Linked DNA regions of Homo sapiens: region 1 is linked to region 2. A link is a contact called in ENCODE Hi-C or POLR2A ChIA-PET data. All regions are on one chromosome and are shown on one strand. Each heading gives the region's core, a stretch centred on a gene start or an enhancer-like site at or near the end of the contact. The rest is flanking DNA. Distances are from core to core; before and after follow the strand shown.

Region 1 (7,825 bases), core at 2,980-5,479, 140 kb after region 2:
CATATTCACAGACGCCCATGTGCAAGCCTGGAAAGGAGAATCAAGCCAATCTAGGCCTCAAGGATGCTTCGGACGGGGCTTGAGGGCAGACCTACTCAGCCTCAATCAAGAAACTTAGAAAGAGGTAGCTTTTCTTTGTTTCCATGATTTCGTTTGGATCTGTTTCTCAACTCCTCCAGGACTGACTTTCAGGCAACAGAATGGTGTCTTAGAGAATTTAAACTGGCAGGGCCTTTTCTAGAAAACACAGCATAGAAATCACACCCTAGAATTAGAAATTGAAGTGACAGCTAGAGTTTGCTGTGAATTCACTCACTTGGCTAAACCCAAAACTAGAGGGGAAGAAAGGAAAATAACCTTCCAGTAAAATAAACAGAAAGATCAGAGAGCAGATGCTAACTGCAAAGGCAGTTCTCAATTGGTGATGACTGACTCCTCAGGAGTAAAATGGAAGGCCATAGCCGGTGGGGTGGGTGTGGTGGTTGGTGGCGGGGAAGGGCAAAGACAGGGTGTTGAAAGGAACTGATGTAAGATCAGGATCTACTGATCCACATTCAAGACTTGCCACATTTCTGTGACTAAGCGAAAGTGTTCCCTTCTCTTAGCATTATTTCTAACTAAAGCAAAATCATCCTCACCTCTGTCACTTCCTGGCCTGGATATAAACTTCGTGAAGACAGGAAGAAAGTCAAGGTAAAATCAAACTTAAAAAATACATCCAAAACCATAGCCCTTAAAAAATATATTTGAGGCTGGGCATGGTGGCTCACACCTGTAATCTCAGCACTTTGGGAGGCTGAGGCAGGCAGATCACTTTAGCCCAGGAGTTCGAGACCAGCCTGGCCAACATGGCAAAACCCTGTTTCTACAAAAAATACAAATATTAGCTGGGCATGGTGGCACATGACTGAAACGCCAGCTACTCACTCAGGAGGCTGAGGCAGGAGAATCACTTGAACCCAGGAGGTAGAGATTGCAATGAGTCAAGATCGTGCCACTGCACTCCAGCCTGGGCAACAGAGGGAGACACCATATCAAAAAAAAAAAAAAAAAAAAAAAAACCGAAAAAAACCATTCAAGGCCGTGCGTGGTGGCTCACACCTGTAATCTCAGCACTTTTGAGGCGGGCAGATGACTTGAGCCCAGGAGTTCAAGACCAGCCTGGCCAACATGGCAAAAGCCCCATTTGTACAAAAAATACAAAAATTATCTGGGCGTGGTGGCACATGCCTATGATCCTAGCTACTCGGGAGGCTGAGGCAGGAGAATCACTCAAACCCAGGAGGCGGAGGTTGCGGTGAGCCGAAATTGCGCCATTGCACTCCAGCCTGGGGGACAGTAAGACTATGTCTCAAAAATAAATAAATACATTCAAAAACTATAATGATGACAAGATGGCGATGATGGCAATTGATTTTCAAGGGTGGTTACACATGTGAGTTCAATAGCCTTCCACCCCTCCCGCCCTCCCTAGCAAAGAAAAGCTTACTACCCTCAGGCAGCCAGCTATGCCCATACCTCAAAATGCCCCTGGCAACCGTTAACTTCCAAGAGTCCCTGTGACCCCCCCAGAGAGCTGTTACCTAAGCACTGGCCTTCCAGAAGCCAATATCCGTCGGTGCAGGAGCAGGTGTACCCGCCTTCAGTATTGATGCAGATCTGGGTGGGGTTGCACTGGTGGGAATCTGTTGCACACTCGTCCACATCTGTAATACAGACATAGTCCAAAGAATGTCACTCACATCCATCTAGAGCCCTGGAGCCACCAGGGGTGCCAGTGGCTCATCTTGGCTGGGAGGCAGTTAATAAGGTCACTAGGTTACACCCAAGGAGGTGGCAGTGCTTCCCCGATGGGCACCTCTAGGAGACACTGACCTCTACTGAAGGCTGAGCTAGTCTGCTCACCAGAAATCCACAAAGGGAAATGGCCAAGAAGGGAACCCTTATCCTCAGGAATCCTTCTGCCATCCTATGCCATTGCTCTTTGAAGGTGCATTACCTTGACAATAACCATTACTTGATTTAGAAAGCCATTTTGTATTAGGCTTGTTCATTCATATGTTAAACAGGGGTCTGCTGCGTACCTACTGTGTGCACAGGACTATGATAAACACCACTGAGAACAAAACAGAAGTAAAGGAAATGTCCCCAGCTGGGCATGGTGGCTCACGCCTGTAATCCCAGCACTTTGGGAGGCTGAGATGGGTGGATCATCTGAGCTCAGGAGTTCAAGACGAGCTCAGGCAACATGGTGAAACCCCGTCTCTACTAAAAATTAAAAATTAGCCGGGCCTGGTGGCATGCGCCTGTAGTCCCAGCTACTCAGGAGACTGAGCTGGGAGGATCGTTTGAGCCCAGGAGGTGGAGGCTGCAGTGAGCCGAGATCGCACGACTTCACTCCAACCTGGGAGACAGAGTGAGACCCTGTCTCAAAAAAAAAAAAAAAAAAAAAAAAAGTTCCCTGCCAACAGAAGCTGGCAGTCCAGTTGCTTAATGGTATTCACCCGTGAAAATCTTTCGGTCTGAAGCTCTCCAGTCTTCGCTCCACTCCATAGTTCCTGGGGCTAATCTCTGTCTGTCCTCTGCTCACAGCAAGTCTCTCTATGCTGCTCTAGAGCCCACTGCCATCTGTCTGGTGGCATGAAGATACTTGCATCCACCTCGGTCCCTTCTTAACTTAGAGCTTCAGAGCACAGATATCGAGCCATATTCATGGTCATTCCCAAGCCATCTGGTGTGGACAGTCAGTGCTCAAAACTGTTTGTTGAAACTGAAACATCCTCCTCCCCTTTCTCCCCTGCACTGCACTTTAGGGGAGAGCGCCCAAGATCCTGAAATGGACCTCCCGATGCCACACTCTCACTTTGACCTAAAGGAAGAGACTTTTCATTAAATATTCACACATTAATTTACTCCACAAGGATCCACGGTGCCTCCTGGATCTGCCTGGTCCAGAGGACCCCAAAACCTTTTCTCCTTGTCAGCCCTGCCTTCACCTGCACCTTGGTGGGTCACCTTCCCTCCCCTCTTCATTCCTGCATCAGGGTTTGCTCATCTACACCTTTTCTCCACCTTCACCGAATGGACCATGGTGCAGTCGGAAGTAATACTGAAAGCTGCAATTCACTGAGCCTGTGTTATGTGCCTGACACCTACCTTGTTACTTGTATTTACTCTCACATCACCCTGTGAGGTGGGCTCACAATCCCCATTTTACAGATGGGAAAACTGAGTGGAAAGAGCTAGTAAGCACCAAGCCAAGAGCTGAGTCCAGGCCTCCCTGCCTGCCTGACTCTAAGTCTACTCCGTGCAGGTCTAACAGAGGTCATGCCACCCAGGACCAAGCAGATTCAGGGGGGAGCTGGCAGACTGGGCTGAGGGAGGGCTGAGCTTTTGTTGCTTTTTACTGACCCCACTCCCACGCTGTCTGCCTCCTGACACTGCAGATTGCAGACTTGATCATCATCCATTCAGTTGGCTTCTTTGAATACGTACGGTGGGGATGGGGGTGTCTAAGACCCAAAAGTGCAAGCTCCTTGAGGGCAAGGGCCTTGTGTAGCATAGGGCTTTGTGAGCTTCAGTAAAACGTTCAACTGGGTGAGCAGTGGTCCCTCGGCTTCAGGTGATATGGCTACAAATCCACCATCCACCTGCAACAGCCCAACACTAACAACGCTGATCAGTCCCCACCCTACCCCAAAATGACAGCTGTCTGGGAATCCTATGGAAGTGGCTTTCCCTCCTCTAAACATGAACGACCTCCAAGAACCTAGTGCCAAGATGACGGCAGCCTCCACTCCACCCTGATGTTAAGCATGTGCAGCCTCAGTGGCAAAGACCCAGCCCTGTTCTCAGCTGCAAGGACTCCAGCCTCCCCTTTGCCTCCCTTCCATGCAGCTCTGCCCACCGAGCACAGCCTCCCAGGGGAGCTGGTGAATAATGCTTGGCCAGAAGCTGCTCCTGCTCAAATCCACAGTGAAGTCTATGACAATAAATAGTGCCACTATCGGCTGGTGCGTATTTACATTTTCCCAGCAGGGAGTGATGGATGGCAATTGTGTGCTGGGAACAACACTGCCTTAGGAATTTCTGTTCTTTTTCCTGCCTTGAGGGGAATGAAGGGTGAGGGTGACCAACACAGGAGAAGAATCACTGGAGAGGCTTGGTGGCAGCAAGTTCCCAAGCCTCTGTGCTTGCGTAATTTGCATCCCACACAACTGTGCCTGCCAAGTCCTACAGAGAGAAACCAGACGCATGCCAGCAGGCCAGGCTGGACTCAGAAGGGCACAAAGGGCCCCATCGTGGGCATGTGTGCGAAGTATTCAGGCCGAAGATCAAAATCCTTGAAGTTCACTCTTTTAAAAACTCCAGCACTTTTACTGAACTAAAGAATTAACTCAGCCAGGCGCAGTGGCTCATGCCTGTAATCCCAGCACGTTGGGAGGCCAAGGTGGGTAAGATTGCTTGAGTCCAGGAGTTTGAGACCAGCCTGGGCAACATGGCAAAACCCTGTTTCTACTAAAAATACAAAAAATTAATCGGGTGTGGTGGCGCATACCTGTAGTCCCAGCTACTCAGGAAGCTGAGGTGGGAGGATCACCTGAGCCCAGGAAGTTGAGCCTATGGTGAGCCAAGACTGCACCACTGACCTCTAGCCTAGGCAACACAGCAAGACCCCATCTCAAAAAATAAAAGAATTAACTCAGTTATACGACACTTTTGTATTTGTTTTGTTTAAAATACAGATTTTAAAATTAAAATTTTAACTTTCACTAACTTGTTTAATGAATTGTCAATAGAAACTATATTTTGAGACGTCAATAAGTCCCTGAAGTTTTTTTTGGCGGGGGGGGCGGAATCTCTCACCTTTATAGCCTGAAAACACACCTGGTGTAATGCTGTGTCCCTGGTAATGTTCAAGAACTATTGAATGAATGAACACATGAACGGCAAACATCAATCCCTCGCAGCCCCCAGAAAGGTTTTTCCAGCCAACTAGCTGACAAGCCCATTTGGGTGTGTGTACTTTAAAAACAGCCACCACCACGCCAACCACTGTCAGCTTACACACCTGATGGAGCTAAAACTGGAAGTGTTCACACGGTGGGCTTTCTCGGGGGGAGGCTGAAAGACTCATCACACATTCCAGCTCACAGCGGAACTTCTTACATTAAATACATTTGACTTAAATCACAGAAGGAAAAATACATTGAATCACTCCAAGGACATTCTTTGGCAGGGCCTCCCTTTCCGCATCAGTGGAAAAGTACAAGCTATGACAACCTGAGCAAGGGTCAGTATCCTCATGGGCAAACAGGGTCTGCTTTCTTTTCCTGTGCAGTAGTCAGGAAGAGTCCCCTAAGAGAAAAGAATGCTGGGTGCATTCAATCCTTTATTCATTCACTTGCTCACTCATTCATTCATTCATTCTTTTTTTTTTTTTTTTTTTTTTTGCGACGGAATCTCGCTCTGTCGCCCAGGCTGGACTGCAGTGGCGCAATCTAAGCTCACTGCAAGCTCTGCCTCCCGGGTTCACACCACTCTTCTGCCTCAGCCTCCCGAGTAGCTGGGACTACAGGTGCCCACCACCACGCCCGGCTAATTTTTTTGTATTTTTAGTAGAGATGGGGTTTCACCATGTTAGCCAGGATGGTCTCTATCTCCTGACCTCGTGATCTGCCCGCATCGGCCTCCCAAAGTGCTGGGACTACAGGCATAAGCCACCGTGCCCGGCCCCCATTCATTCATTCTTTATGCTCTACAGCGGCTGTGTGTTCGTGTGTGTGTGTGTGTGTGTCCTCCCCAGCCTCCATGACCTTTGGAAGAGCTGGCATCAAGCATATTCCCTCCCGCTGTATGGTACCCAGAAGCAGACTTTACTGGGAGTTCTCTCATCTCCCTGCTCCCTCCTGGCTGCTGTCACACCAGTCGGGTGCCTGGGCACTTGGAGGATTCTGCCACAGCAACCATAGCTTGGCTCCCCACAGGTGAGGCAGTGACTATCTGCTGCCCAGATGACCAGCACCCTGGCAACTGGAGGAAAGCGCTCACCAGCTCTCCCAGAACCTGGAAAAGCCCAGCACTGCCCCTGCCAGGAAGAAGTCGTCATCTGCATCAAGCAGCACAGCTCTGGTGACCTTGCAGTCTCACCTGCACTGGCACCTCTCCCTTGAGACATCCACAGAGTGGCCTTCTCAATCTGAAACAACTGCTCACTTAGGAAAGTCATCAAAACCCATCAATATCACCTCCTCGATGCCTTCCAAGGAGGCCATAGACAGAAAGGGCTTTCAGGCCCCAGGACAGTGGCCTACATATTTGGGAAACTCTTTTAGGATTTCATACCCTTAGCTATGTCTCACATTCCCCAGCCAGACAGTAAGCTTTACGTGGGCAGATATGCAAAGACAAGGGGAATAAAGGGATGTCCCTCAGGCTGGTGTGTTTTAAAGGAGTAAAAGAATGTCCTTCAAGTACAGAAAAGATCTTACAAAGGCACCAGATGAAGAAACTGGCCTCAACACATCAAAATACAACTGTCCAACAATCTCGGGGACAACAAAATGAACAGAACCTTCCATTGTGACTCACGGACAGCACAGGAAAGGGCCACAGCCCACACATCTGCTGACCGTTCCAGTCCTTGGAGCAGGACTCTGCAGAGGAAGCCAGTGGTGATTGGCACTCCTCTCCTTCACTGTATGGAGTTCTCAGACAGCTTCGTGGGTATTACATTGTTGATTTATGCCCATTTTATGTCCTCCCCTTGGGAGTGGGCTGGTTCTCAGAAAACATCACACAACCCACTTTTCTATCCCATATAAAAGTAATGGTTCCAAGTATGATCTTAGTATTAACTCACAGATTATTAAATAAAATCTCTATAGGCAGTTATAACAGACTTAATATATCACATTAAATATGCATAAATATGTTCAAATATAAATAACATGCATATGTATGATAGCTATGTGTTATATTTGAATGCACATATTATATACATATATGTATTTACAGTTCAGCATTTATTCCTGAAAGTTGAAAATACTTTGTTTTCATAACACAAATTCTAACAGAAATAAAATGTCCTTTAAAAACTGTACAAAACAAAACAAAACACTAATGGTTCCCCATGCCCATAGGGAGAACATTTTCTAGGTCATTCTCCAAGCACCAAAGTTTAAAAGAAAAATACACCAAAGGGCTGAGAACTCCCCAGAAAAGACTAGCAGGTTAAAGAATAAGAACTTTGGGAGCAGACAGAGCTGGGTGTGAATCCAGGCTCCCACATTTGGTAACTAAATAAGGCAGGGCAATTTACTGGATCCTTGGGTGTTCTGCAACAGGGCTGATGTAGCCTGCCTCGTAGGTAGATGTGAGAGTTCATGAATTAACAGGAGCACAGGTGCCAGCCTGACTGCCTGGCACATAGCTCCCTTCCCCGGGGAGGTGCTGTTTCTGACAGCTGTGGAAGATAGAAGAAGGTTGGTCTCTGCCTCCTGCAGATGCTGTTCTAGAATTCACTAAAGACACCAGGATGACAGCCCAGGGGTTTCATGGGCTATAAGCATGGTTAGTTCTGTGATTCAACTACAGCCAAAGCCAGGGACTTCTCCCCCTTGAGCCCCAGGCATATGGCGGGAGATCTGGACAAGAGGTAAGGAAAGCCAGGGTACATTCCTTCATGGAGTCTCCATCTCCACCTCTGCACCCAGGCATCTCTGGGCCCATCTATGATTCTATAATTGTAGGCATCCAAAAGCATAAAGGTACGTGTGCCTAATGGCCATGTATGATCAACCTTTTCACAATCTGATTCTTGCCT
Region 2 (7,510 bases), core at 3,580-6,079:
AATGCCTCTTTGAGATGACACCTAGACTAAAAGATGAGAAGGAGACCTTCTGGTGAAGAGTTGTGTACTTAAGGGGTGGCACTAGAGGGAGTGGTTGTGGAGGGCAGAGAGAATAGCACATGAACTTCTAATGACTTTTCCTCATCACGTGATTCAATATTTCAAGGTAGGATAAGGATGTGTGTAATGAGAGTACATAAAGTATAAAAATGATCTTGTTGGGATAGGGAAGGCTTCCTAGAACTCTTAAAGTTTGTGCCTTCATTTCTATGAAAATCTTTAAAAACAGAAACATTTTCTGCACCATTTGGATTATTCCATATAACTAAGAACTACCATATAATTCTATTGCCCAAGTATGTGTTCATAATTTTTGTGTTTAACTTTATTGTTCCAAGCTTGAATAGAAAGAACAATTCGCAGTATTCCTTTCTCTTCCCAACCCTCAATTTTGACTTTTGTTACATTGACCAAAAGCATGGGAAATAGCCCATCATCTGAATGTCCTTTTCTGGTTTCTCCTCATATCTTTAAGCTCTTTGTTTTAGAGAACCCCGGGGCTGAGACCTTGGTATTCCTCTCTATCTAGACTCATTCCCTAAGCAAGTCTGTCCAGGCTCTTGGCTTTGATTATCATGTGTATACAAATGGCTCCAAAATTTATATTTCCAGCACAAATCTGGTCTCTGAACTAAATCCTATATATCCAGTTGCCCTCTTGAATCTTTGGATGTCTCACACTTAAAGTTCAATATGATCAAAATGGAAGTTTTCATCCTGTCCTCCTACCACAATAAACCTTCTCCTTCTCCACAGTTCCTTCATCTCATCACCTACCCAGTAGCAAAAGTAAAAAAACTTGGGAGTCATTCTTGATTCTTTCCTTTATCTCATCCCTCCATCCTGTGCTTCCAAAATTTATATCACCTCTCTTCCTTTCTTTCCACTTATGATGCCACCACCCTAGCCAAAGCAATCAGCATCGGTGTTAGTCCATTGTTGCATCACCACAAACAAATACTTGAGGCTGAGTAACTTATAAAGAAAAGAGGTTTAATTGCCTTGCCATTTTGCAGACTGTACAAGCATGGTGCTGGCATCTGCTCAGTTTCTGATGAGGTCTCAGGGCACTTTTACTCATGGCAGAAGGTGACACAGAAGCAGACACGTCACATGGTGAGAGGAGGCAAGAGAGAGGTGGGAGGTGCCATACCTTTAAACGACCAGATCTCACATGAACTACCAGAGCAAGAACTCACTAATCACCAAGAGGATGGCGCTAAGCCACTCATACAGGATCCACTCCAATGATCCAAACACCTCCCACCAGACCCTGCCTCCAACAGGGGAATTACATTTCAACATGAGATTTGGAGGGGACAAACATCCAAACCATATTACCATCTATCAAACTACTACACTGCTTTCTTGATTTCTCTGCTCCCATTCTAAACATTGTCCATATGGGAATGACAATTATCTTTTAAAGACCTAAATCAGAGCGAGTATTTTGAAATTTGCTTCAATGGCTTCCCAATGCAGTTAGGATAAAATAAGAACTCCTCATCACGGCCAGCGAGGCCATTTATTATGATCTGGCTCCATACTGTATTTTGAAGTTTTCCAGCTTCATCTCACGCTGCTTTCATTCTCCCTTCCCTCTATCTCTATGCTTCCGCCACCCAAACTAGTCTTCTTTCAATTCCTTAAACATATCAAGTTCTCTACCTGAGGGATTTTCCATATTCTTCCTCTGCCTAGAAGGCTCTTGTTCTAGATCTTCACGTGATTTGCTTTCTCAGAGCTCAGGTCTCAGCTCAAATGTCACTTTCTCAAACAAGCTTTTTTGATCACTTGAATAATCCGAAGTACCTGGCACATCCTTTAAATCTGCTTTTTTTCTTTGTAGCACTTATGTAGGTTTAAAGACAAACTCCACATTACATAGCATGGGTTAAAGATATACTTTATTGGGGAAAGAGAAAACTTACAAGTAAAATGCCACGGTTAGTGAGAGAACAAAAGATATGGGTATCTCATTCTCCTCCTACAAGAACCAATACTATGGGGATTTGCTTCTAGTTAGAGAGACAATGGCCTCTCTGCTATTCTCCCTGTTTATACAGCCTTAACATTGGAGGAATACACTTGGTGCCAGGCAGTCTGACTTTGACAGCCCAGCAGGCTGCTTACTGGAGTTGTTTAAGAATGCCAGCTTTCCTGCAAAGTTGAAATCACCTCTGCTGGGAAGACAAAGCCACCAGTCTCATAAGATTTGAGCACAGCCCCTCCCATGACATAGAAGAGAACTCCCCCGTTCTCACAGTCCAGGAAACCTAGAGTGAGAATTCAAGGCTATTTTCAGACAATCCTGCTCCTTGAACTGTAACTAATTTCTTGTCTTTCTCCCTTACTAGACTGGAAGTTCCATTAATACAGCAACCATCTCTCTTTTGTCTCCTATTGTATTCCTATTACCAAGCAAAGCGCTGGGCACATATTAGGCACTCAGTAAACACTTTTTGAATGAATGAATGGTAAATTGGGCACAGCAGGTACAACAAAAATAGATTCAAGATTAGAAAAACACAGCCAAAACACATTGATTTTCTGTCATTAGAGTGAAACAAAAATCAGTAAGTCTAGTCTAGCAGGAATGGTTCCAACTTATGAAATTCTTTCTTGATTCAGGTTTCTGATCAAACTAATTCCACAGAGCTTAAAATTAGCCTCAGTGGAGAGGTATTTATGGTGTATAATGGCAACAGTAGGATGAGTCAGATACTGCTCTAGTGGCACTGACTATAACATGTGGCACACTGGGTTGACTCAGTCCACCAAAAGCCCTTCAAAGAAAACTGTGCCTTTATATCAAATATGCTCACATGGCTGAAAAGGAGAAATTTAATAAGTCAATATACAGGTAGCACATGATATCAGCACTCCAACCATAGCTACTGGAATTCATTAACCTTTTCACGCACATGGCTCCTGGTGTGCTTTCACCCCCACAGCCAATGCCAGTGTCAGTCAGAGGGCTGCTCTTAAGCTGCCAAAGACCATTTTGCCTGAGTAAATTTCCTGGAAATTTACATCTCCCCAGGGACACTTAAACCAGTGGTTCTGAATGAGGACGTGACTTTGAGCTCCAGGAGTCAAAGTGTCTAGAGATACTTTTGGTTGTCATAACCGGGCCGGGAAAGGTGGCTGGGAGGCTACTGGCATCTAACACATAGAAGCCAGAGATTGTAGCCAGACAGCCTACAATGCGCAGGACAGACTCCCAAGACAAAAAACAAAAACAAAAACAAAAACAAAAACAAAAAAAACCAAAGAATTACCCCCAAAATGTCAATAGTATCAAGGCTAAGAAACTCCACCTCAAACAATGACTGATGGGCAGGGAAGTATGCACACTGTAGTTTTTTTCTCTTGTACCTGATTGGAACAGTTCTGAGATATGATCTACACTGTCTCCAGGGCTCTCCAGGGGGACTGAGCTAAAATTACTTGCTTGGAAGTTTGCCTGACATTGTACCATTGTTTTGTTTCCTTCTCTTCCCTGGCCACTTCCCCACTCCTCTACCAATTTTTCCTGAGAACACCTCCTAATAAGCCGCTTTTACACAAATTCCCATTTCAGGATTGCTTCTGGGAGAAACAAGCCAAAACAATATGTACAAGTGGATATTAAGGAGAACTACAGATTTTATGTGCATAATGTGGAGTAGGTTACTAAATGGTTAGCTATACTGTAACAGAACTCATAGCTGGACAAGCCCATAAGTAGGGTATCAGAGCATCTTAAACCAAGAAAGCATGGTGTGTTAGGAAAAAAACTAACAGTGAAGTTAGGAAACCCAGGTTCCAGTCTCACCTCTTAAGTGAGATCTCAAGTAAATCACAGCCAAGTGGAAAAGAGAAAATAAAAACTGGACAGTTATCTAACATTCTATGCTGTCTTAGAGCAGTGGTTCTCAAACAGGGGCAATTTTGACCCCTATGGAACATGTGACAATGTTTGGAGACATTTTTGGCAATCATAACCGGGAGCAGGGTGCTACTGGCATCTAGTGAGTAGAGCCCAGGCATGCTGCCAAACATCTATCTCATAATGCACAGGCAAGTCCCCCCTGCTCCCCACCAGCAAAGGATTATCCAGCCCAGAATGTCAATAGTGCTAAGGTTGAGAACTGCCTTACAGAGAAAATTAGATTAGATATTAACCTAAGAAATTTCTGAGGCTTAAAGTTATTAAAAATAGGTAATGTATTATTGAAGGAGACTACAACATAGTCTCTATATCCTTAAAAACAGCATATGGATGCTTTTCTGCATAAGATTGGGAGGGGTTATTCTAAACAGATCTTGAAATGTTATGTGGGAGAACTAAGCACCTATCCAAGTAGCTAGAGACAGAGGAGAGAGCAGGGGCCTGAATCTTAGCAGGTTTGCCATAGTGCTGAAGACTTGACTCTCACCCATGTACTGGGATTTAAATATATTATGAGCATATCTCCAGATCCATCCATCTCCCCTGCAATCACTGAAGACAACCTCCCTCACATGTTTAATAACTTTTGTATGCAACTTTGGGGACCAATTTTTCTCCACTAACATTTTCCTGGAGGGAAAAAGATAGTTTCTCCAAATTATATACAGGTAAAGATAAAACTATTTTATAGTTAGCTTATCTGAGTTAATAAAAACACTTAAATGTATAACATATTTGCTTATGAATCCGGGTTTATTCATGTGACAGGTGGTAAGATGATGCCATACTTAACTTTGACTTCACATTCCTGTTGGTCAAAGCCTCTCACACCCTTTTTAAACAAAGCTGGCAGTAAAATCCAACATATTGCGTAACTAACCAACGTTACATATTGCTCAGAAAACTCTACACTCCCAACAGGAAATTCCAGGAATGAAAGGATTTCTGTTTCATTATCAGAAAGGTGCCTTGTACTAGTAACCACAATAGGTAGGGTAAATTAAAAGATTTATTCCTGGATTGTTAATTTCTCTGAAAGGACTTAAGAACAAACTTAAAACTTTTGAGGTAGGTCTGACATAATGAATTCTCTTTCATCTGTGATAATACTTTTAAATGTGTTATCAGAAACTCTTCAAAGGTGCTTAGAACTTTGAAAGGCTAGCTGCTGTCACTTGAAAGTTAGGGTGACAGCTGAGACAGAGCCCAAGGTTTTCATTTGGGTAACTTGCCTGTCATGGATAGACCTAGCAGAGGCCTGTTTTCTGCACTTCACTGAAGTCTTATTCATCAGGAGTCAGGCAATAAGAGGCACATTTTCCTCTCCATGGTCTTTGGTAGACTCACTCATTAGAGGAGGACGTAGATATCATCTATTACAACTTCCACCATAAGGCACTTTGACAACCTGCTGTCAACTGCCAGATCAATACATGTTTAACAGAAATGCAGAGTTTTAGCTTTTTAGATCCAAGGTCTCAAAGCTGAGTATTTGCTCTTGATGATACAATTGTCAGTGTTATAGTCAGTAGCAAAGCATACATTTTAAGTTGATTTGTACTGTTCAAAGTCACTAAATGCAAAATTTAAAAAACTAAATAACAGTGATTTTTTGTTACTCCCATTATCATGTTTTAATCTTGCAGGGACATTGTATATCATCAAAGACATGAAATTAACATTAATTAAGATTCTACTCCAAATTTTCCAATATGTTTAAGTAAGATGCATTTAACTATTGAAGTGGTTGGGGGTGGTGGGTAACTGAAGGTACCAATTTAAATGAAGGCAACTTTACTGTCATTTGTGGTATTTAAAAAATAATAAACCTAAAAATGAGGTCTACTTTTATTCTTTACAGATTTGACATGTCAATCTTTATTTAAGACAACAAAAGTTTGTACACCCTCATATTAAGATATATTTCCTTTCTAGTCATATTAAAATAATCTCATTTTGTTACTCAAAAAGAATACATAGGGAAGAGAATGAACATAATTCAAGTAGATAGATTTCTAATTGGTTAAAACAGGGTTAAACAAATGATGTTCAAAATATACTTATTAAAGGGAACAGCACCTAGAAATAGGCAGTAGGGCAATGTTCACTTTAAGAATTTTATCAATAACTAGGGCAAAGAACAAAATCATTATCAAATTTTGAATTACACAAAAGCAATGGCCTATTACCTTGTTAACATTTGATATTTCTATATATCTTCTTCTCTAGTTGAAATGGGTAATGACTTGTATTACAAGGATGTTACACATTCTAAAATGATTTAAGCCAAAAGATTATCTTTAATACATTACTTCTAGATATAATATGTACTTGATGTCTGTTGCATCAAAGACTACTAAACTAGGCATCAAGAAACATGAATCCTTGACTCAGCTCTGTCATTAATTACCTTATAAATCTATGTAAGTCATTTATTTTGGACCCGGTTTGTTATTATAAAATGTTCATTTTAGCTCTGAGGTTCTGTGGTTCTAAGATAAATCATATGGGTTAAGTAACTAATAACATTTTAAAATAGCAATTGTTATGTGAAAATCCACGTTAGGTTAAATGCCATCAACCACTGAAAAACAGGATTGCAAGAGGAAGAAGAAAACTGGCCTAACAATAGCTCATTTAGAGAAAAAGACCTAGTGATAAACCGTAAAGTTCAAAGAGTGATAAGTCCAGAGGTAAAATGAATGAAATCTTGAGTCACATTATTAGAAATATAGCAACCAGACTACAGAAGAGAATAATCTTGTTGCAAGTGCTATGAGCTGGTCACTTCATATCTGGAATACTCAGTATAATTGCAAACCAGAAACACAGTATTTTTTTTTCTTTTTGAGATAAAGTCTTGCTCTGTCACCCATGCTGGAGTGCCATGGTATAATCACAGCTCACTGCAGCCTTGAACTCCTGGGCTCAAGGGATCCTCCTACCTCAGCCTTCTGAGTATCTGAGACTACAAGCACATGCCACCATGCCTAGCTACAGTTTTTTTGTTTTTTTTTTTTTGTAGAGACAGGATCTCCTTATGTTGCCCAGGCTAGACTTGAACTCCTGGGCTCAAGGGATCCTCCTGCCTTGGCCTCCAAAAGTGCTGGGATTATAGGTGTAAACCAGTGTGCCTAGCCTACAGTTTTTTAATTTTATAAAATGTTATTTCTAATTTTTCTCCAAAAGTAAAAGTGGCATTCCAATGGCAATATTAATTCAGGTATCCAGAACTCTTAACCTAAATTTGGGTGAGATGAGGAAAAGTGTATTGTTAATTTTATGTGTCAACTTGGAAGGTGTTTCTGGATGGGAATAACATTGACACTGATGTCCTCTGAGTAAAGAAGATTGCCCTCCATGATGTATGTGCACTTTATCCAATCAATAGAAGACCTGAGTAGAATGAAAAGACCACCTTCTCCAAGCCAGAGGAAATTCTCCAGCAGACTTCTGTGAGACTGGAACTGCACCATCAGCTCTCTTGGGTCTTGAGCCTGCCAGACCACATTGCAG

What was found. Hi-C counts contacts between places; a loop is a spot of excess contacts on that map. ChIA-PET counts read pairs that join two places held with the same protein, here RNA polymerase II (POLR2A). Pooled maps may share reads with other maps.
Region 1: a map of pancreas shows a loop between it and region 2 (2.6-fold over the local background). The contact joins two enhancer-like sites. A Hi-C loop is called at or near these places in 1 of 168 maps with a recorded cell type or tissue (pancreas) and 2 of 50 pooled maps. POLR2A ChIA-PET finds 5 or more read pairs at or near these places in 2 of 52 experiments (Panc1 and naive thymus-derived CD4-positive, alpha-beta T cell).

The regions. Positions count from the first base shown.
Region 1 is chr14:91,893,367-91,901,191 of GRCh38, forward strand. It overlaps FBLN5 (fibulin 5), which reads right to left. Exons shown (of 11, transcript NM_006329.4): 5 at 1,584-1,706. Among named protein-coding and RNA genes, the nearest start is that of TC2N, 30 kb to the left of the region's middle. RefSeq lists an enhancer at 3,745-4,258. Within about 2 kb of position 4,230, at least 17 of the 41 ENCODE cell types and tissues checked have a DNase peak (open chromatin) inside an H3K27ac peak, as active enhancers do.
Region 2 is chr14:91,750,907-91,758,416 of GRCh38, forward strand. No RefSeq gene overlaps it. Among named protein-coding and RNA genes, the nearest start is that of CATSPERB, 23 kb to the left of the region's middle. Within about 2 kb of position 4,830, at least 7 of the 41 ENCODE cell types and tissues checked have a DNase peak (open chromatin) inside an H3K27ac peak, as active enhancers do.